Linked DNA regions of Mus musculus: all the other regions are linked to region 1. The links are chromatin loops, found by intact Hi-C in ENCODE. Cell type or tissue: left cerebral cortex. All regions are shown on one strand.

Region 1 (8,000 bases):
TCATTTGTATTATAATGGATGTTAAATACATACCTTTAGCTTGTGCTCTTTTCTGTTGATGATGACAGCTGTAATCTGCTGGTCCATGAAAATCAGAATAGTACAGAGTAAAGCTGGGATGATGGCAGCTATGATTGTCCACCATGGGTTTGGACCCAAAGGTGTAACAAACCAGCCACGGTCGTCTCTGGTCGGCTGAGAAAAAAATTAACCATAGATATCAGTAGCAAGATTGATGAATACCTAACCAAACTAAGTCATACAGATATAAACATGGAACTCTTAATTATGAAGTGATTGGCTGAGCATTCACTAAGTAATAAACTCGCGGAGCATTCACATAACTAAGGACACCCCTCTGAGTGTCTTATCTTTTAACCCATTTTCTCTTCATAGCATAGTAGGGATGAAATTGAGGCATAGAGTGCCGTAGTAAGTTGTCTAAGGTTCCAGGGTTAATAATTAATTGAGGTCAAATTTTAACTCCAGCAGACTAATTAAAACATCATTCTCAATCAATACCTGTATTTAATAAGTAACACCAATACCTACTATTTACTGTATGCAAATTTGTCTACATTTAAGATTGCACATTGTACACTATGCTAGAAACAAGGCAGAGCTTTCTTTTAGTTTAGTGGATATATAAATAGAAGGTTTTGGTGTAATATAGTAACTTATTTCAGGTGTGTGCACAGGCTACTATATGAAAAATGAAAACCAAAACAAAACAAAACAAAAAACCAGAAACTGAGCCATATCATAAGCTCAGCAAAAGGTTCAAAACAGGGCTGCTGCTGGAAATGAGTCCCAGAGGAATTCATTATGACAGCAAATGATTCTCCGATTAAGTCCCTAGCTCTGTTTGACAGATGAGAAAACAGGCTGAGGCAGTAAATTTGCTGGCATCAAGGGCTGTCCTGCCATCATAATATGGTTGGTATACTTATCCCAAGCCTAGTATCTGTTTTTCAAACCCTATTCACTCTGCAGTTTTCCCTCACAAAAATGCATGTCCCTCAGTTTCAGAATGCTTCCTTGGTTTGTAGGCATGCTGTACTGTTTGCATATCTTTCAACTCTAATGGGTGATAGGAAATGTTTAAGCAGTCTTGAAGTTTCAATTTTATTATTCTTTTTAATACCAGACAACAATTTATTTCTTAATCTATTAATGCATATTGCTCATGTTCTCATAAAAGTTTCTTATACTGGGTCACAGATCATCTATTAGATACAGAGGAATAGAAAAGCAGATAGATGTTACATGCTAGATAAATTCACCTTGAAAACGCTTGGTACTTGTAGTTTTGGTGATGGGATCCCAATGGCATAGTCAATTAAAACCATACACAGAATTGTAAGAAAAACCGCAAAATCACTCACTATGGATCGAACCTAAAAATAATGAAAATATTGTTACTTTGAGGGAGCTATAAATAACTAGAAATATTCAGGAGCAGTCTTGAATATGACCGCTGTGACATAATATCATGATGTTACTCCGTATGCACATTGTAACATAGTATCATTAGCTATGCTATGCTACAGTCTGAATACATCTATGTCTCTCACCCACACTTTTTCAGAATAAAGATTTATTGAACTGAAATAATGGTGGTCATTTTCTTTTTCATATTCATTTAAAGTATCTATTATAAACCCAAGTATGTGAAAATTTGGAACACAGAATAAAGTTGTCTGGCCTGCATCAGGTGAATTTTAGGTCTCTTGAATACACATTATATTTTAACATTATGAATCCAAAGGACCACTAAATGGCATTACCTGCTTTTATTAAAGAAGCGTGTTTTAATTACTTAAGGTATGACAATTACTAATATACACAATGATGTAGGCAAATTTAAAAATTTCTTTGATATAAAATGAACTTTATATAAGCCATTTTTCAAACCATTTCTCATTGTAGAAAGCCATTGTGCAGTGGTGCACAGTTCATGGTGCACATGTGCAAGTCAGAGAAAAACCTCCTGAGATGCTGGCCCCATTTCTCACTGGCCTGGAACCTCATCCAATAGCTCAGGCAAAGGCACACGAAGGATTCACCTCTTTCCCCCTGCAATCTCACTGTGATCTCTGGGACCACAGGTGTGCACCAATACACCCAGCTCTCCGGCACCCCCACCCCCACCCCCAGCCCTTTACCATAGGTTCTTGGACCCTGGGTTTAGGTTCTTATGTTTACAGAGCAAGCACTTCACAGACTACGCCATCTCCCAAGCTCTCCAAGGACATTTTTGAGTAGTTACTCTTAAAAACTATCAGTAACATTTGCTTTCTATTAGTATGCTGTTGCAACCCATGAACAAAGTCGTTAGATTCTGACATAGAGAATGGTTCAGCTGAAAGGTGGAGGAGATAAGCCTGTTAACTTTCGTGAAGAAGATAGTGACCGAAAAAGCAGCAGTCTCTGGAAGGAACTCTTCTTGTTTACCAAAGTGGAATTTTTTTGAGATATTTACCTCAGTCTGAAAAACATTTGTTTCCTCTGTGTGTGTGTCTGAGTGTGTGTGTGTCTGAGTGTGTGTGTGTGTGTGTCTGTGTCTGTGTGTGTGTGTGTGTGTGTTTGTTAAATCTCATCCTGGACCTTTTCATGGTGGACTCAGACCTCACAGATTTTTATGTTGTAGTGTTAAATATTGAACTCAGTTGATTCCCTGTTTCCTTTCTCAAATATACAGATACAAGCATGGTGGCTTAGGGTAAAGGACTGATGCATTTAAAAAAAGAAAAGAAAATTGTGTCCTAGTGCACAGTGCCAGGCTTCTCCATGTAGAGACTGTAACACTGGTTCCTGTCAGGCTGGCATAGGCCCCACTGCTCCCTGGGAAAGAAAGTGACAATCACTAATATGGCCTATGCTTTGACTTTCCAAATCTGTACATGGGAAGGGAAGTGTTGACCTTTCAGTTTGAAGGAAAGCAGAAGAGCTTGTGCCACCTCTGGTAGCTATGTCACAAAGGGCTTCTTCCCAGCCCTGTTCTAGGACCTAAATCTAGCTTGCCAGTTCTCTCAGAACCTTTCTACCAGTTCATGTCATTCCATCAGTAACTCTCCCCTAACCTTGAGCATGTAGAATATTTAGTTTATATTTGGATCAGAAATATTTAAACCCAAGTACCTTGGTTGGGAAATAGCGGCTGGTCTTGAACTGCTTCAGGGTGGCTGACATGGTAACTGTGGAGAAGAACAGGATCACCGACCAGAAGAGAACATCTGGCACGTAGGGGTGGCCATGGCCACAGGCTCGCCCGACATACTCCCCGTGCAGTGATCTGCACTCCTGAGAGGAAGGGAAACACAACTGGTAAAGAACACTTAGTGCATTTCTTTCAGAAAACTAACACCCTATCAAACGCAGCTGAGACACCTAGACTGCTCACCCATGGCTCCCACAGAGAACTTAAGAGGTATGACACTTGATTTCAAGTTCTACTTGGATAGGGTTTAAATCTGACATCGATTAAGTTCAAGATAACAGATATATTTTAAATGTGATAAGTTTGATAATGTAGTTTGTACTAACATCAGAAATATAATAAAGCATTTAAATATGTCATTTTAGTTTTTTTCACACCAACACCATAGACAGATATTTTCATTTATATTTGATACCAGAGAAAGCTGAGACATGGAGAAACTAAGCAATGTTTTTTCAGCCTCACTAATGCTATGTGGTAGAGCTGGGTACATGCACCGCTCTTGTGGTAGGCATTATAGACTAGTGCAGAACAGTAATTATTTTTAAAAACTAGTTCAACAATACTAAGAAGGCTATGAAAGATAACAAAAATGATGATATATATTTAAAGAAATGGAAATTTGAATCGTATACGGTAATTGTTGAATTCAAATAAGAAATGATAAAGAAATTCCTACATGAACAAGGAGAGGGTCATGCTTGCTCTGCTTTCCCACGGAATTTCTTCTGCTTTTATGTTTGTTTGTTATGTTTTGTTTTTTAAGGGGAAAAAAAGGTTAAAAAAAAAAAAGAAAAGAAAAAGAAAAAGAAAAAAATTAATTACTGTCTTAGCCATTAGGTGGCAGCAAAGTCAAAAAGAACTTCAAGGGGGAAAAACAGCATTTTATGTAAGCATTAAATATTTTGAAAGGAAAAAATATTTCTAAGTCATCTTGGAAAACGTTCATATTCTAAAAATTATATTACTGTATTCAAAACAAATAGAAAATATCAGCTTAAAGAAGCCAGGAAAATTTTTATTCATCTAGGTATTGTGACCCTGAACAAGACTTGCTTTGTGGAATAGTCAAAGAAAATTTAGAGATATGCTGTTTTCACTGAACCAAACTTCAAGCGCCTGAGTTCACTCTAGAATAAAACAAACTCCTCCGAAATATTTAAAATAAATAAGTGGCCACATTGTCATCCGGAAGCAAGCAACAACCAACTTCTTCTTGACATAGGTACTGAGTCTAAAGGTTCTTGAAAAATCAGAATAACTTAGAGCCATGTAACAGACACCACACTGTCTTTATTATTAGCTAAATTTCAATTATTCATGTTAAGATGATTCAGAGAACAGAAACTAAGCTACTGAAGAACTGCATAATAATAATAATAATGATAATAATAATAATAATAAACCTCTTAGCCTTATTTATAGCTTTAATTTTCCTTCTTAAACTTAATAAATAAATTTTGAAAAAAAATCTTTGACATTTCCAGTCTCTTTTTGTGTGCATTTAGAAATGCTTGGAACAATTGCTAAGCAGTGTTACGTGCACCAGGATGTCTAAGCAGAGGAAGTGGGAGTCCCACACAGCACATAGTGATTTGTGAGCACCTGCAGTCTTTTGTGCATGTCTGAAAGGCTTCTATGAATTCTTTGGATGTAGGTGGGTCAGATGCTCTACTCCTAAGAAGCCAGATGCAAGAAAAGATTATTCAACTGCCTATCTATAACCGCCAATGCCAAGGCTAGCTATCTCAACTCAAAGCAAACTGTAAAGTATTATTATTTCTTGTTTTTCAAGGAAACAAGGGTGGGGCTCTGATTCTAAAAAGTAAATTCTGTAGGTAAAAAGTAACTACAGAATTCAACATTTATTTTCAGCTTTATACTATCTACATGTCCAACATATACCCCCCCCCCCCCACACACACACAGAGTGAGAGGGGTTTGGGATAGAAACAGAGTCAGAGATAGAGTCAAAGAAATGAAGAGACAGAGAGACAGGGGAAAAAGGAGTCCTTTGGACGTGCAAACAAACTTCAAAGCCTTTCTTTCATTTTAGTCTATCATGGTTTACAATATAGTAAGTACTCAAAAGATACTTGCTGACAGATTCTAATTACTCTTCCAACACATTCTATTTCAACAATTCTATAAATTGGTAAAAATTAAAATAGAAATTATTAGTATATTTTGAAGATATGAATGTGAAATTATTAATGTCTTTTCAAATGTATATATATATATATATATATATGTATAGAAAGAGACTAAAAAGCATTGAAACAAATTTCAAGCAATTGATAATTACTTTCCCTTCTTTTTTAGTTTTTAAAGATTTTTGAAATTACAATGTAATTAAAATATAATTACAATATAATAACAATAATTATAATACCATTACATTTCCCCTCTCCCCTCCTTCCTCCAAACATTTCCATATATCCCTCCTTGCTTTGAGATGTTCCTGATGTACTTGTGTAAGTGCACAGAGACAGAAGTCTAAGTCTATTAGCTTGCCATAAAGTTGAATTAAACAGTAAACGTGAGGTGAACGTAGTTCAACATAATCATTTGGTGTTTACCAAACATTTAGCCCTTTGATTTTGATTCTCTGCCTTACTGAGTTATCAAGGTATAAGTTAGTAATTATAAGATATATTATGATGAAATAAAATAATATCTGCTATTAACTGATGAAAATGATATGACATTTCTTATGTAACATTAATTCATAGTAGAGAACTTTAAAAATTAAAATAAGGCATAAAGTGTTAAATTTGTTTTGCATCTAAAATATTTTTATAACCCTCTAATTGTACAAAAACTTCTATTTTCAAAGGGTGGGTGGGTAGAGAGGTGGGAGGCTCTGTATGAAGAGGGGAAAGGGAGACACTGTTAGATATATTGACTAAAAATTCTTAAGCAAAAAATTGAAATAACTCACTTGTGGCTAACATCATCAATTGGATTGGCTAATGTATAGAATAAATTTTACTATTTTGCATTAAATGATTTAGAGAAAAACAACACATGACTTAATTTGGTTGAATAATTCAGACTGGATTATTTTGAATTTGTGATCAAGAGAAAATAGAAATACGTGACCCAAAATGAAGCTTTGTAGATAAAGCACACCACTCACTGCCTACACACCTACCATGACCTCACTATGACTCCACCATGATTTCACCATGACCCCACCACAACCCCAGATCTAATTTCTCACTAAATTTGCATTGTCCTTTCTTGTTCACACCATCACTTCCTTTACTGATTAATTTAAATGGTTTTCTGGAAACAAGAACCCTGGTTGCATTACTTTTCTAGGGAAATATAGGTTGAAAAGAATAAATGTTGACCACAACAGCAGACAAGAGTAAGTGGAGGTTTATTCTAAAGAAACGCAAGGGGCTCTGCTGTTTTCAAGATGCCTAGATGTAAAAAGCAAAATTTGTAACCTACAAATTTTAACATTAATGTGTTCTCTCTCTCTCTCTCTCTCTCTCTCTCTCTCTCTCTCTCTCTCTCTCTCTCTCTCTCTCATACACAGAGAGACAGAGAGACAGAGAGCAGGAGAAAATAAAGATCATAAAATATAGGTCAAGATTAAAGAGAGACAGAGAGCAGGAGAAAACAAAGATCATAAAATATAGGTCAAGATTAAATTGTAAACCAAGAATAAGTAAATTGATTTTTAATTCTGAAAGAACATATACAACAGAATATACCTCAGTAAGGGGAAAGAACCAAAATCAAAGGGTCAAATGTTTGATAAACACCAAATGATTATGTTGAACAATGTTCACTCAAATGTTTGCTATTTAATTCAACTTTATGGCAAGCTGGTATACTTAGATTTCTGACTCTGTAAGCATACATGAGTATAGTCAAAAATATCTCCAAGTCAACTATTCTAAAGAATACTTGGACATAGCTTAAACTATTTAATATATGCATGTAATATGACTAATAGAAAAGAGGCCATGAATTTTAAGAGTGCAAGGAGGGATATATGGGAACGCTTGCAGGAAAGAAAGGGGAGGGAGAAATGTAATTATATTATAATCCCAATATATAAAGGTAGAAGGTCATATCCTTCTCAAATAATATATTTAAAGGCTTATGAGATTTTATAGCAAAATATTTCTATGTTCCATTAACTGTATCACTTACTAAAATAGTATGTGATTAATCAAATGAAGTAGAATTTGTTTGTGCTGATGGCTATAAAGAAATTTGAGAACATACAGGTAGGTAGGGTGGTAAAGGTTTTGGATAGTAATGATTATAAGTGAAAGAAACAGAAAGAAAGTGGGGCTACTCAGGGATTTTTATACTTATTTTAAAGCAGAACACTTGGGTTTTACCCAAATTTTATGTTTTCACTGAACAGAAATGAGTGAAGCCTGTGAATACAGAGTCTAAGAGATGTTCACACATGAAGTAAAGAGTAAGAACTGAGAAATGTTCCCATGAGAAAACATTTACAAATAAAGGCATAAGGAAATAAAACACAGGTACAGAATTCAACCACTATACGTAGAAATATGGATCTAGCCTATCTTTTTTTTTTTTAGTAGAATTCAGAATAAAAATAGAAGTTAGGAATCTGTTGAGAAACAAAGAGAACTTTTTCTTTTAATTAGTATTTAATGTTTTTAGTTGACGTGTACCCTTCTTCTGTTTCTGTAAACTTTCAGAGGGATGCAGGTCTATGAAAAGAAAGGAATGAAAAGCCCCAGTTATGGGCAGATATCTGAATTGGGGAACTTTAAAACAAAGC
Region 2 (8,000 bases), 300 kb after region 1:
ACCCCTGACACTGTTAATGATACTCTGTTATACTTGCAGACAGGAGCCTAGCATAACTGTTTCCAGAGAGCCTTCATCCAGCAGCTGATGGAGACAGATGCAGAGACCCACAGTCAAACATTAGGTGGAGCTCAGGGACTCATGTGGGAGACTTGGAGATAAGATTGAGCAACTCTCAGGGGTAAAGGACACCACAAGAAAACTTACAGTGAATTAACCTGGCCCCATGAGGACTCACAGAGACTGAACCACCAAGCAAAGAGAATGCAGAGGTTAGACCTAGGAAACCCTACACATTTGTAGCAGATGTACAGTTTGGACTTCAGGTGGGTCCCCTAACAACTGGAGTGGGGGCTGTCTCTAACTCTGTTGCATGCCATTGAATCCTCTTCCCCTACCTGGACTGCCTAGTTGGGCCTCTGAAAGAGAGGATACTTAGTCCTGCTGCAACTTGATTTCCCAGGGAGGTTGGAACATAAGGGGGCTTTCCCTTCTCTGAGGAGAAGGGAAGGATTAATGGGGGGAAGGGATTTGTGAGGGTGGAACTTGGAGAAATGGAAAAAGAGGGCTTCCACTGGTATGTATGTAAAGTGAATAAATAAATTAGTAGGAAAAATATGCAAGGCACATAATCAACATAAAAAAATAAGTAACTTTTATATACACTAACAGTAAATTGTTTTAAAAAGGCAGGTATAGGGGGCTGGAGAGATGGCTCAGTGGTTAAGAGCACCGACTGCTCTTCCAAAGGTTTTGAGTTCAATTCCCAGCAAACACATGGTGGCACACAACCATCTGTAATGAGATCCGAGGCCCTCTTCTGGTGTGTCTGAAGACAGCTACAGTGTACTCACACAAATAAAATGAATCTTTTTAAAAATAAATGCCATACAGTTGATTTTTTTTTAAAAAAAAATGCAGGTATAAGCCTAGCAAGGGGCTGAAATACCTCTACATGAAAAACTTAAAGACATTGAATATAAAGATTGAAGAAGACATTAAATGATAGAAAAACCTACACTACTGTATTGTCAGAATTACTATTGTGAAAATGGCTTTACCCCAAAAGTAGTCTACAGACTAAATGGAGTATCAATTATATTCCAATGACATTTGATCTATTAAAGGATATCCTAAAATTCATATGGAAACACAAATGATCATGGGTAGACAAAGCAATCCAAAGCAGAAAGAACATAGGTAGAGGTATTGCATTATCTGATCTCAAACTATGCTACAAATTATAGTGACAAAGACAATGTAATACTGACACAAAAATAAGACACACAGGGCAGTCGAACATAATAGAGATAAACCAGCACAGCTACAAACACCTAACTTTTATAAAGGGTATTAAAAGATATATATTGGGCAAAAGACAACCTGGAAAATGGGATATATACTTGCCAAAGAATGAAATTAGTTTCACATCTCTCAGTTTTTACACACAAAAACATCAATTCAAACAGAATTAAATACCTTAATTTAAAACATGAAATACTGAAATGACTAAAGGAACACAAGTGGCATGCACTCTAGGATATATGTCATAAAAATAGTCAATAATTAGAACTTAGTGACATAAGAACTAACTCAAAGAATTTACAAATGGAGTCACTACCTGAAATACAAATGGCCAAAGCATAATTTTTAAGTATCCAACATTTTTGCTCATCCAGGAAATGAAAATTAAAGCTACTTTGACGTTCCTTCTCATCCCAGTCAGAATCAAGAAAGGCAATTACAACAAATATGGGCAAAGATGTTGAAGAGAAGGAATCACTAATTGTTACTGGTGGAAAAGTAAAATTTACAGTCACTATGGAGATCAGTGTGGAGGCTCAATACTAAAAGGAGACCCCGCTGTACCACTCCTGGATAGACACCCAAATGACTCTACAGCCTAGAGATACTTGCACATCCATAGTCACTGCTTCTCTTTGGACAATGGCTAGGACATGGAATCAGCTACACGTCCATCATAAATGAATGGATAATGAAAATGTGGGTAATGAACCCAAGGGCATAAATATAAAGAAAAATTGAGAAAATTTCAAAATAATGTATAGAATTAGAAACTACTATATTCAGATGAAAATAGACAAATACCTTGTGTATCTTTTCATATGCTAATTCTGGTTTCTAAATGTTAAAGTTGTATTTTTTAGGTGTTGGTGAAAGTATAACAACGTAAAAACAGAATTCTAGGCCTTTAGGCCCAGGCTTGGGAATGTGGCCTTTGTAAAGGTATGCTAATCATAAAAGAGATAGCGACATTCCTCTACCCACCCGCTTCCTGGGTTCAAAGAGTGCTCATTCAAAGAAAGTCACCCTGGCCATTACCAGAACCTGCAATGCAAATGTGCTATTGTTAGGGGCTCTTAGAAGCTGTCTTGAGAGTTAACAATTACCAGGTATTCCTTGTGACTCTTGTAACTTTACACTTCCTTGTGACTCTTAACTGGTATCTTTGGTATCTTCCAACAAAGCCCTCCCCACTTCCTTGAGTTTCGGTTTCTTCCTTTAAATACCCCCTTACCCAGCTACTCGGGGCGCCACAGTCCTCTACCCCTGCGTGGTGTATGACCGTGGGCCCGAGAGCGCTCTTGAATAAAAATCCTCTTGCAATTTGCAACAAGACCGTTTTCTCGTTGGTGATTTTGGGGTGTCGCCTCTCCTGAGTCAGAACGTGGGAGAGTCCTCACGTTGTGGGTCTTTCATTGGCAGAGAACAAAAAAACTAGAAAGAGGCCTATGAGATGGGAAATAAGCTTTGAGTGTGTACACTAGGAAAGGTAATAAAACACATAATGTAGAAATGATAGAGGACCACTGTGGGCAGATGTGTGCATGGGGAGGGTGAGAGGAAGGACAAAGGAGCAGGGAGTAGGAGTGGAAGGAATAATCTAAAGGGCACAGGAAAGCCTGCTATTTTGTACTTTTTTTTACATGTGTGTATACTTATATATGTGTGTGCATACGTGTATATATGCATGTGTGTGTGTGTGTGTGTGTGTGTGTCAGAGCAAGCAGATGCATATGTAGAGGACAGTCTTAGGGTCCAGTAATCAGACTTGATGACGAACACCTCTAACTGTTCTTTCCAGAATGTGTGCTTTTTCTTTTTCTTACTTTTTTTTTTTTTGTTTATTTGTTCAAGTTCAGAGAACTAGCAAAACTTAAGAATCTTTTTTTCTTCTAAAATAACCAAATTCCAATAACCAATTTCTAATTTTATTTTAATTCCATTAAAAACTACCAAATTCAGAAAAATGTACAAGCACACAGAATTTGTCTCTTAGGTTTGATTTTAGAAGTGATATTTACTGTGTAACGACAAATCTAGGCATAGAAGCATTTGTAATTCCACATACTTCAAGGTTCACTCTAGCTGTAGATCTCTTCTAAGAATGTATTCTCCCTCCTCACAAATAGGAAGAGAATAGGAAATCCTCAGAGGCAAGTGTGAAGAGGCTCTCTTTGATGTTTCAGAGCAGTTTGCCTTTTGCCCCTCTAACAAATTGCAGACACAAGTTAAGTTCCAGTTCCTCAAAACGCTGCTTATAAAACTAACGTTTGTATCTTCTTTATTTATGCTCAAAATACTTTTAAGAAATTCCATTTGTACTTTCCAAAGTCATTTTACCTATCAATAGACCCCTGAATCTTAAATTTTGGATTAATATTTCATCTGTGACCTAGGCTTTAGTGCCACTCAGTGTTCACATCCTAGAACTACAACAAGTCAAAACACCAAAACCTATCATAATTCAGACATGTACTGCAGCCTCAGAATATTTATTTTCTTACAATATAATGCCATTAGTTCAAGTTCTCTGATCCCTGCCTGGTTTGCACTTCACGATGCACCTAACAGAGATAGAAAGCTCATCATGCACTAAGCATCTATTGGAGCTTCACTCGGGAGAAATGCGTGCCAGCAATCTTTTTTTGTTCTTTCAGATTGAATCATCTAGAACTGTGCCATGCTTCCAAATATAAACTGACTGACTGAAATCAGAGGAGACAGAGATTATTTTCTCAAAAGGAAAAATTCCAACCACTCAAAAAGATCATAACTAAAAGGTCCAATGTTTACAGAAATCAAAATGTAACAATAGAAGTTAGTAAACAAATAATAAAATTAAATGAATTATGAACAGTTTAGTTATATAATGTTACACATTTTCACAAAAAGTCCTGTGCCAGTAGAATAGCAAAATTTTCATTTGTGTAGGGAAAAGAAAAGATGAACCCTAGAAACTGTTTTATAACAGAATGAATGTGGGAAGGGGTAAAATATACAGCACAAACAATCACAAACCGAAGATAAATAGAAGTATGAAAAAAATTAAAGAAAGAAAGACATATGACTTGCTTAACAAATGAGACCAGAAAATTTTCACATAGAAATTATAAATGACATATCATTCAAGCTGGCCTAACAATAACATACTAACCACTGGTCATTTTAAAAACAAGATAATTACCCACTGTGTACCATTCATCAAGAATGAAAAGAGGATGAAAAGTGTGACACTTTTCTTTTGCAAATACCTAATGATGCTTTAAAAAACTTAATATAACAAAAGGTAACTTGAAGAAACCTTATACTTCCTTTGCTGTCAAAATTTAGAAAAGTAAAACCAAAATCTTAATACTCTTACTATCTAGAGAGCATCATTGTCAGTACTTGGTATAAGTCTTTCAACCTATAGGATTATTTATATGTATGGTTTACAGGTTTAAAACATTGTCTCAGGAGCCAGACAATCCAAGTGTTTATCTCATAATTCACTAGTGAGTAAAGACAGCTCTACATCTCAATCTCTTTATCTCAACAATAAGCATAATTCCAGCTCTCAGAGCTACAGACAGCGCTGCGCTTTTGGACTGTGAGTAGTTTTCATGGTTTGGTCCCTTGGTTCACTGGAGGCGTTACACCATTCTTCCCAATGGTCAATTATTTTGTTTATATTGAACTTTGTCAAACGGAAGATTTAAATTTTTTATGGTAAATCTATCACTTTTTTTTATTCGTGATTTTTGCCTTTGGTATTATGCTTAGAAAGGCAACAGACTTAAAGATGTAAAGATAGTATAACTTTGTGAGGAAAGAAAAATTTATTTGGCATGCATAATGTGAATAAAATAAAAACCCAGCAGCCCTCTTCTCATGCACGTCTACAAAGCATGCAACATTTTAAAATCACTTCAACCTAAATAAATAAATAAATAAATAGCATACCACCTGAAAAACTTCCAATGATCACAGGTTATCCTGTCATCTAGTCTGAATCTGCCATCTGTAACTTAAATAAAAACATATATATATATATATATATATATATATATATATATATTCACAATAATAGTCAATACATAGTAACTGAAAAGTATTTCCCTTTTAACGAAGTTCTCCATCTGACTGTGAAATGTTTATAACGAATTACTCTACAAATCCAGGAACTCACCTGAATCATGCATTGCTACATCCGCTCCAAGTAGTGACTTGCGTGACAGACCTAGACACTTGGAAGCAGTCCTGAGGCAAAGAATCTCCCTGAAACTTAGCCTCCTGGAACCATGGCATTCCCATAGCATGTACGCTCCAAACCTGTACCTGAGTTAGTCTGGTGTATGGATCTGTGTGCTCTCTTTCAGTATTGTTTTATTATAAGTGCCTTTAAGGATTGATTTTGGCATATAGCTAAGCCTCCACCGGTGTTCCAATGTTCTAGAAAGTCCTTGAGCCGACCCTGAGTTTGGAATTCAGTAAGAATGTTACCTACTCAGTAACATTCAAATTTACCTCTAGTAGAGACAGTGAAAATAATCAGGCATTATAATTTACTTGAATAAGAGCTAGAAAGCTCAGGGCTAGTCTACATAGTAATTACTTAGAACAATAGTCGAGTCACACCCATACACAGGAATACACAATGGCCTAGGAAATAGGTGGGTTGTGGTTTTAGAAAGAATTATAATATTATTCATGAAAGGGTTAGTAGAACAGAATTCCCCTGGTGCTCGTTTTTTTTTCACTAGGCCCAGAGGAATAACATTATCAGGTACTTGCTAAAGGACCCCTGGTGGTGGGTTTAACAATAGATTAGCATTGCATTAGAGCATTCACCTGGCTCCTGTGTTTAGCTGGTCTTAATTAAGGGTTGTTCCTATCTCAGTTGTAAACACCGCCTGGCTCCCCCAGCCTTTATGTATGCATTTTCTTTGTTTTGTGTCTTGTACCTTGGTGGATGTATTTGCCTAGCTTTCTTGTTTTTCCTCTGTATTAAAAGTCTGGTGTTTGCTTGGAAAAAATACATTCAGATACATACTCTCTCTGTGTCGTTGTCTGTTTGTCATCTCAGCCAACTCCTTGCTTGCCTGTAACCAGAACCAAGACGAGTTTTCCTGCGGATCGAGGACCCAACTGAGGTCCATCTGCAGCAATGCATATCTGAGTGAATTAGGTTTTGTGGATACAAGTCCTTTTAGCCTCTCACTGTCAGAATCACATGAAGACTTTCAAAGTTTAAACAAATCACTAATGTTATTACTGTTCTAACCATTTGAATTGATATATTTTCATCTAGCAGAGAACAGTATACTCAAGCTTGACTAGCAAAATATAACCTGGTTCTTGTTTGTGAGTCATACAATATCATTCATTCATTATTATAGTTTATCAGAATTAGTGCCTAACCAATTAATACTTATGAATTAAAAATATAAGTAGAAATCCAGCTGCCATTTTCCAACATTTTTTTTTCAAATTTAGATTAATACTAACTCAGGATTAATTGGATAACTAATATAATATTTTTAGAAGGGGGGAATTGTGGTTGGTAAATCTTCTACCAGGCATGTATAGAGCAGAATTCATATCTTCTTCACTCACAGGAAAAGTGTGAAATTCAGGTGTCTATGATCCCACTGCTGGGGGTGGAGTGAAGAAAGGTGGACCTTTTTAACTTAATAGTCAGCAAGCCATGCCAATCAGTAGACTTCAGACCCTGTCTCATAGTAAGGTGGAAAGAAATGGAGGAAGATACCCAACACTGACCCCAAGCTTCCAAACATACATAACAAACACATAGACATGCACATGTACCACATAAACATACAAAAATTCATCTCAGTGTTAGTTTTCATAATTTTTATAATTCAAGAAGGAGTTCAAACAAAAAGTTGCTACTAATCATATAGGGGTCCTTTCCAAATAAGCCACATTGGAAACAGAAGGGAAAAGATATTATAATTTTTATTTTATTTTTTGAGATTAAAATATAATTACAATATTAATATAATTATAGTGTCAATTGTATGAGTGTTTTTAAGGCTGATTATTTGGCACTTGACAAGAGATTGGTGTGCCATTCCCTGATGAAGACCAACCATCTCTCTGACTCTCAGCTCTCCTATGTTGTCTATAGTGCCTCCTATAGGATTAAGGCCTCATGGGCTTTTCCCAAACATGTTGGTAAATCCACTGGTGCCAGGTCATGTTTCCCCAATCATTTTCATGGTAAGATTTTAATGGGTGTAGCTTTGATATTATTAAGAGACACAATCACACAGATAATACAATACTTATTATTACTTACTATAGCACAAATTTCATGATCCTCTGGCTCTTAAAATCTTCTTATCCTCTCTTCCATAAATGATCCCTAGGCCATAGGTGTGAGTGCTCTGTAGATGTGTCCATGGGGACTGGGCTCCACAATGCATTTTTTAATGGATGTAGTTTTCTGTAGTGGTGTCCATCTGTTGCAAAGAGAAATTTTCTTGATGAGAGGTAAAATTATGTTTAAAATCACACCATGCCTAATATGCATATATTGGAGATAATAAAAAGTGTTTCTGGTTTTCTCAAGGTCACAAACAAGTAAGCAGTAGCATATCAATGATAAATGTTTTTTCTTAGTCTGCTGCTCCATCTACCACAGTATATAATTTCTGCCATAAACATCTTAAAATATGTAGAAAGTCATAAGA
Region 3 (8,000 bases), 240 kb after region 1:
GAAGGGCACGTGGTATATGGTAAGTGGGATTATAAATGAATTATTCCTTGTTCCTAAAGAAAACTAACATACCCTTAGTTTTGAGGAATATGTGAGGCAATTTTTACGACAAAAGCATTAAAGCCAGGTGTGATGGCATATATTTGCAACTCCAGCCCTTCCTTCCAATGCTGAAGAAGTGAATTTCCTTGAGTTTGAGGCCAGTCTGGATTGCAGAATAACACTGTTTGAAAAAAACAATCAAATCTTCAACTTACATTTCTTTATCTAAAAATATAACACAGGACCGGAATGCGTTTCAGTAGTAGAGCTTACTTCAGTGTGTGAGTTCCTAGGTTCAAGTGTCAGCGTGCGTAGTGAATCTTAGCCAGCACTCACTGAAGAGACTGCTGTGGCAGCACTCAGAAAGCAGCATTGCCTTATGCCCTTTGAGACATGAGAAGAGTGGAGCTGAAAGTGTGCTCACATGTCTCCATTCACATTCAGTACATTGAACTGCACACCTGTCGATCAGATGTAGGTACAGCTGAAGCAGCCATCATCAAAGCCTAAACTAAAAGGATGTCATAAACAGATAACCATACATTCTAACTCTGATTAGACTGACTGCTTGGACCAGATTTTTTTCTTCCCTTTTTAAACTATCCTACTTTCTTAATCTGAATTCAAAACTTTTACCATAAGCTTACAACATGTAGATTCTTGATCCCCTCCCCTTCTCACAAACAATACCCTGTGCATATCATTATTCCTAGAGTCTACCTTTCTAGAATAGATACTCAAGTAAGACTTGGGATTCATTACTTATACATGTCTTCCAAAGCAGCAATGTGTAATAAGTTTGTTTTAAATTAAAATTATAACTTAGATTATAAATCAAATTAAATAAAAATGTTACTTAGACAATCCATGTTCTCTTTTTCTAACATTTTCCATTTCCTAAGATAACCTTATCTACTTTTTCACAAATAAAATAATAAAATAGACAGATCTCTGCCCAGAGGCAGCTAAGTGAATGAGTCACTATCCTTCTACAGCTAACCTATATAGTCAAAGTACATTTAAAATGTGGCCTTAGACCTGTGAGATAAATAAGTTGACAAAGGTGACTATTGCCAGGCCCAAGAACCTGAGCTTATTTAATACCAAGGACCCACAGTGACAGGAGAGAACTGACTCTTACAAGTTGTCCTCTGACTTCCACACATGTGCAGTGAAGTTACACCCTACATACAGAGAAATAAAGAAACAAATATTTTTAAAAATGAAATGAAAAGGCATATACCATAGCATTTCCATTTTTCAGTTGTAAACTGAAAGACCTAAGTGTTCCAAGGTTACACGAAAAAAAAAAAAAAAGAAATACCAGGCCTCAATATAATATGTTCCTAAATAATATTGCTTTTTCTTCATATGTATATATAGATATACATATAAATGTATAAATATAAACTTATATACATATAAACATACACAGTGTGTGTGTGTGTATAAACATACATAAAAAGAGACTGGAAACTGATTGCAGTAAGCCTGATTTAAAAAAAAAAAAATCTATATATGCCCCAGTACAGGGGAATGCCAGGGCCATGAAGCAGGAGTGGGTGGGTTGGGGAGAAGGGCAGGGGACTTTTGGGATAGCATTTGAAATGTAATTGAAGAAAATATCTAATAAAAAACAAAAATTATAATGAAAAAATCTAACACAAAAATATTGAGTGATTTTTTTTAACTAGTTTTTGAAGATCTATAGTCTAGCCTGGCTTCCTTACAATGTAACCTTCAACATTTTATTTGGACTCCATGTGCCTCAATTTCTTATTTATTACATAGCAGAAATGACCTTTTTTTCTATTGATTAAAGCAATTGGAGAAGTTAAAAACAACACTATACAAATATAAAATCGGGCCAAAACCACCATTTTTTCCTAATTTTTTAGGCTTTTTAAAAACATATTGCTAACATGGTTCTTGTGTTACCATTAACCTGTAAAACTATTCTATATTATCCATTAACACCAAGGAAATGAAAACTTTTAAATGTGGCCTTTAATTCTTTTCTATGATAGTTCCTCTTTTCTAGCCAAACTTTTATGTTCCTTGCTCTTTTAAGCCACAAACCCATAGCCCAGTAAAGTCATCCATTTCTAAACCCCTGCAGATAATCCTCATTTGGTCTTAAATCCTTTAACTGCTCCCACCAAGTGACAATCCATAAGCCACATCAAACTGGCTTCAGCCTGCTTTTCTAGGACAAGTCCCAACCCCCATCCACTCCCCTGCCACAAAAGGGATTTTCCCCCCTATATTTAATCTTTCCTAAATCTCCATCCTGTAATTCCTGTGTATAGTTCCTGTCGTTTACAGAACAAACAGCTCCTGGTATCATTAAGACTATTTATTCCGAATAACCACAGAAGCACGATTTATGTATCTATTCAAGTTAAGAAGGTACACAAATCTTTTACTCGTTTTTTTTAAATACCACACACACACACACACACACACACACACACACAATGGCTCTAGCTTTACGACAGTGCTGGCCAATTATCTGACACCCTTTCCCACCCCCCACCACTGTCCTTGCTCTTAATTTAGGCTCTGTTCTTCGTGGTGACACTGGTGTTCTTCCCACCTCTCTGCTCCCTCCCTATCCAAACCTGGTGTCCTGGGGAACACTGGGCATGCTCAGTAGCCACAGCTGATGCAGGAAGCAAACCGGGATCTTTTTTTGCGGCATTAGAACCCGGCTGCAGCCTAAGGCCCTAAATCAGCGGCCCAGAAATTGCTCTATCCTTCTACGGAATCACATAACTGTGTATTAGAAAGATGAGAACGGATTTGGAAAAGGACAGTTTACAGCGGTCCTAGTCTGCAAGGTGGGTCACAACCGAAGAGCTTCTCTCTTACATGGTTTGGTGCTGCGGAGATTTCTGCTGTTCTGAGCAATGATCACGCTGATAGAAAGCTAGGAGCTAACGTTTGGCATCTCCGCTTCACCATGTATATACTGACCTCCTCCCACCCCTCACCCACGCCTCCCTTGAGCTGCCCCAGACTAAAAGGGATGCTGCCTTAAGTCAAAGTCTGTGCGCCAGACAGAGGGATTGTGTAGAAGACAGGCAAATCAATCACACCAAATATTAAATCAAGCAGGCGGCTAACGGACCCAGCGATAAACAAATGGGCTAATGTCAAATGACAGTTCAGGAACCTTTCAGATACTCATATGTGAATAGTATGCCTGTCTCCAAAAGCGCATACCTTCCACATACACGAACTGTGGCACACGTCCATTTGAGAAAGAACTGACAGACCACACACACTCACACACACACACACACACACACACACACACACACACACACACACACACACACGACCCTTTTCCCGTTTTCTGCTGAGATCAAATCTCTAGAGCTTCAAAACAGCAGCAGATTCCCTCACCTCACTGCCTGAGGATGGAGCACAGGAAGAAATGTATTAAGGGCTAAATAGGATAAGGGGGTTTGGGGGTTCTTTGCAGGAGCTTGAGTCAGCACTGCAAATCTTCGGAAACAGAAAGATAAGCAATAGCAGGCAGAGAGAAAGACACATAACTGTCCCTGCTGCTAAACCCTAGCCATTTCTTCAAACAGCAACAAATATGAGACATTTCATCACCATGCTGCATCCATATTGAGGAGGGAAAAAAAAAAAAAAAAGCATGTGCTCTGCTTTAAGCATTTTGGTCTCCGGAGATGGGAGGAGACCCTGTCCATATGCTGTGGGAGCTATCCACCACCCCAAAAGTACACTCTGCCAGCACCTAGCAGCGTACCACTTGCCTGACAGGTTCAGCAGCAAAGCGGTTAATCTATTTGACAGCAGGTTGTCTCTTACCGTAGGCAGCAGCGGCTCCATTTGGGCTCCCTGGTCTTTAATCTCCATGTTCTGTAACACCTCTGGAAAAAAAGCACCTTGCTCTGCAGTGTCTTCAGTGTCTTCCACTCAGCCGGGCACTCGCTCTGCTTAGTATTCGGATCAGGTAGCTCTGAAGCAGGAGGCAACTGCACACTCCAACTCACCAGAGTCACATGGCTCCTACTCACTCGGGCTGCTGGCCAGGTTTTGCACTGATTGCCTTGAATCCTTGGGCCGGTAAGAGAGATCCCCAAGCCCTGAATCACTGCCCACACCTGGATACTTGTATAAAGTACAGACGATGATGCTACAAGTCCAAAGGGCAGTGAGAATTTTGCCTGAGATGATAACTTCTTAAACAAATGAGTTCATGCTGGCCTCTAACCAGTTCAGTCTGATTTTGACACCTTAAGACACTCACTGCATTCCAGAATCCAATAGGAAATAATAGTTCAAATATGGTGATGTCAATGCAAAGTCTAAATAGGAGTTCTCTTACCTACTATCATTTAGTATGATATTTGAGGTAATATGACTTCAAAATTAGAATGTCAGTGAGCTTGAACCATTCACTAACTTAAAAATGTAAGTGGTAAAATAGACATTTACTATGTTTAAATTGTGAGAAACTGGCAAGTCATACACTATTAAAAAGGATTTTTTTCTAAAATTTGTCTCTCAAAACAGACAGGAATGGAAAATATTCTGACAATAGCAATAGCAATGACTAAAATATATTAAAGGTCAATTAAAAGGTGGCAAATCTGATCAGTAGCTTAGGCATATATTCCTTGCCTTAACTAGTTAAGTAATTCATGGAAGGAGAGGAGTCAAAGAACACCATTAGAAAAAAGACATTGGCGATGGTCTACACACACATTCTTTAAATAATTATGGAATTCATTTTGCATACATATTTCTTGAAATTAATTATGGGATCTGTCTTCTGAATGTGCAGTCAACCCCAGGGCTTCAGATATGCTAGGCAAATATTTACCGCTGAGCTGTATGTCCATCTCTTAGGTCTTTGAGAGAGGGTCTCAGTAAGAAGCAAAGAGTAGCCTTGAAATGGTTATCGTCCTGTCTCTTAGTCTTAAATGTTGAGATTATAGGGGGCGGCCAAAACAGTTCCTGGTTGTATCTATTTTAAGTAATGAAATCCATCTATCCCTGGACCTCAGACTAAGAATATAAAAGTTTAAAGTATATAAAAATAAAAATCTCTTAGGAGCTAAAAGAGGATGGCTATAATTTATTATAAACTTAAAAAGCCACCAGATTTTATAATCCTTAATGGTGGGAATTTACATAAAATAATATTAATAATACACTAAAGTTTATATATCTCTTATTGTAGATGGAATTATGGATAACTTTTTCATCTTCAATACAATTCTTAAAATAAGTTTTTATTGCTTTCTGGGAAACTACTAGTTTTTATACTGTAATGTTAAGAGTAACAGTTTTGTTCATAGGACATTTAGATTATACAATGGAACTGAATCTTAAGATATTTGACTAGGAATAAGTGGGCTCAACTTGATTTTCTACAAAAAAATTGATGAGTAAGTAAGTGTTCCTACCCACACACATAACCGTAACAAACAATCAGAAATGATTTATATGAATAACATAATAAAACTGTCCTTTGAACATTAATTTCTATTTAGTAACTAATCCTAAGTCACCTAGTTTATATTTTTTCTAAATTAATTTAAACATAATGAAGAAAATTCTGACTTTTTTTAAAACTTTTTTAAAGATTTATTTATTTTATGTATATGAGTACACTGTAGCTGTACAGATGGTTGTAAGCCTTCATGTGGTTGTTGGAAATTGAATTTTAGGACCTCTGCTCGCTCAGTCCCTGCTCCCTCCTGCCCAAAGATTTATTTATCATTATACATAAGTACACTGTAGCTGTCTTCAGACACACCAGAAGAGGATGTCAGATCTCATTTCGGGTGGTTGTGAGCCACCATGTGGTTGCTGGGATTTGAACTCAGGACCTTTGGAAGAGAGGTCAGTGTTCTTACCTGCTGAGCCATCTCGCCAGCCCCCAAAATTCTGACTCTTAATTCCAAGTGAGACAATAAAAACAAAATTGCATTTAAATTCCTATTAATCATCATTTTCTACAATATGTATTAATAAACTCTGAATGTGCTTTGCTGGAACAACCATTGCTTTGGTACTCTACCAACAGTTCCAGTGTAATAGGAGTCACCAGACCCTACTGCTAAAGCTCAAGGTCAATAAGATGGCTCAGCAGGAAATGGTGCTTGCCATCAAGCCGAAGGAACAGACTACATTCCCAGAACACTCAGAGTAGAAGGAGAAAACAAACTCTCACAGATATACACGAAATATAACACAATAGTAATAAATAGTGTAATATAAATTTTTAAAAATCCTATCTTTCTATATATCTCTGATCCAAAAGCATGAAATACTTGCCTAGAAAAATGAAAGAAGAAAAAGGAAATTATCCTCATTTAACCTACTATATCTATTTCATAAAATATCTTAAAGTTAATGGCCAAAGCCTGAGATAGTGGATCAATAAATACCCTAACCAACTCATATAAAACGAGCAATAGCTGGAGAGAGAGTGCTCACTCATCACTAGGTAATGGAATTTTTACTAAGAAAACAGTCTTCTAGCACAGTATCATTGGTTTCAAAATTCTGGTGGTAAAGAGAAATAAAAGAGAAGAGAAATTCCAAACTGCATAAGGAAATATGAAATGCATGAGTATATCTTATCTGTACATTCTTGGTGGAGGCTAGGAGGTAAATTATCCGGGGGTTTCCGTTTTGAAACTTGCTCGAAAGTGAATTCTGTATAATTCCTAATCCATAGTATTTCCCCTTAAGCCTAGATCAGCAGTTCTCAACCTGTGGGGCACTACCCCATATCAGGTATTTACATCACAATTCAGAGCAGAAGCAAAATTACAGTCACAAAAAAAAAATTATGGTTGGGATCACCACAACATGAGAAACTGTATTAAATGGCCACAGCATTAGGAAGGTTGAGAACTGACCTAGATGATTAAAAATAGGCTTCTCTTGCTTAGAAATCCAGTAAGAATCTATTGAAGCCTAACAGCCAGATTGGAAGCATCATATTAAGAACTGTATGACTCAGTTCATCAAAGGAAATAAAGTAATGTTCTATACACCCTACAAGAATGTGACAATAGTCTTATTTTCATTCTATTAAGTTTCAGATACTGTGTTTACTAATGATATTTTTCCTGTCATCTGCAGCAATATTAAAGTGGAATTTTCCTCTCTGAAGAATGAAATGAGAGTAGGGATCAGCCGGAGTCCAGCTTAGAAAGAGGCACTAGGGAAAGCATTGAACAATGAGCTAACCTCATCTCTAGCTGCCCTGTCCTAACCAATCCCTTTGTTGGTAAGGAAAGAGAAATAATCTCTGTGTGAGCTTCCTTCCATGATCTGTCCTGCATCCTGAGCCTCTTGCTGAGCTCAAGTTCATCTCCTCTCTCAAGTGTACAAACCACACTGCACTCAGTGTACTCTCAGTTCCTACTTCTTTTTGCTATTTTAAGATCTAGGAATAAGATATTCCCATTAACACAATGTTTACCTTGCACAAGAGGCCATCTAATGTATTTGAAGGAAACACTGGGTTCTAGAAATTACTACCAACACTAATATTGAAAAAAAAAGATTTATTTTTCAGGTTTTTTTTTTTAAGTATTGGATTTCTAGCTTGGATCTCAAAGTCCCTTGCTTTTTTAATATAAAATATCTGAACATTAGGCTGGCAATGACTTTAAAACATTTTGCATCTGGTAGCGCATCCAGCACTGTTTATATCCTCTCTTTATGCTCTGTCCCAGCAAGTCTATATCTACTGGGACACGTACAGATGTTCTGAGCAATTTAAAACATATTTTATTGATTTGTAAGATGAATCAATCAAAGCACTGCATTGAATTTACCTGACTCAAAAAAAAAACTGTTTTCTTTTTTTTTAAAGATTTATTTATTTTTTATTTATATGACTACACTGTCACTGTCTTCAGACACACCAGAAGAAGGCATCAGATCCCATTACAGAT

Evidence for each region. Hi-C counts contacts between places; a loop is a spot of excess contacts. Peaks named below come from ENCODE experiments on the same cell type or tissue, not always from the same donor. Only the 100,000 strongest peaks of a DNase experiment are listed, where the experiment ranks them.
Region 2: it touches region 1 in a loop (8-fold over the local background); 24 of 42 quality-filtered maps call a loop at or near these places.
Region 3: it touches region 1 in a loop (3-fold over the local background); 2 of 42 quality-filtered maps call a loop at or near these places.

The regions. Positions count from the first base shown.
Region 1 is chr2:62,282,105-62,290,104 of GRCm38, reverse strand. Slc4a10 (solute carrier family 4, sodium bicarbonate cotransporter-like, member 10) reads right to left here. Exons shown (of 26, transcript NM_033552.3): 16 at 3,142-3,303; 17 at 1,284-1,397; 18 at 34-195. Among named protein-coding and RNA genes, the nearest start is that of Dpp4, 130 kb to the left of the region's middle. In left cerebral cortex, a CTCF peak has its summit at 4,068 (motif pointing right); a DNase peak (open chromatin) is centred at 4,840.
Region 2 is chr2:61,983,050-61,991,049 of GRCm38, reverse strand. No RefSeq gene overlaps it. Among named protein-coding and RNA genes, the nearest start is that of Slc4a10, 59 kb to the left of the region's middle. In left cerebral cortex, CTCF peaks have their summits at 829 (motif pointing left) and 3,729; a DNase peak (open chromatin) is centred at 3,906; H3K4me3 peaks cover 197 bases; H3K27ac peaks cover 1,558 bases.
Region 3 is chr2:62,042,578-62,050,577 of GRCm38, reverse strand. It overlaps Slc4a10 (solute carrier family 4, sodium bicarbonate cotransporter-like, member 10), which reads right to left and starts at 4,063. Exons shown (of 26, transcript NM_033552.3): 1 at 3,886-4,063. The coding sequence starts at 3,933. In left cerebral cortex, no CTCF peak of the experiment used is centred here; DNase peaks (open chromatin) are centred at 2,288, 2,724 and 4,041; H3K4me3 peaks cover 2,902 bases; H3K27ac peaks cover 2,426 bases.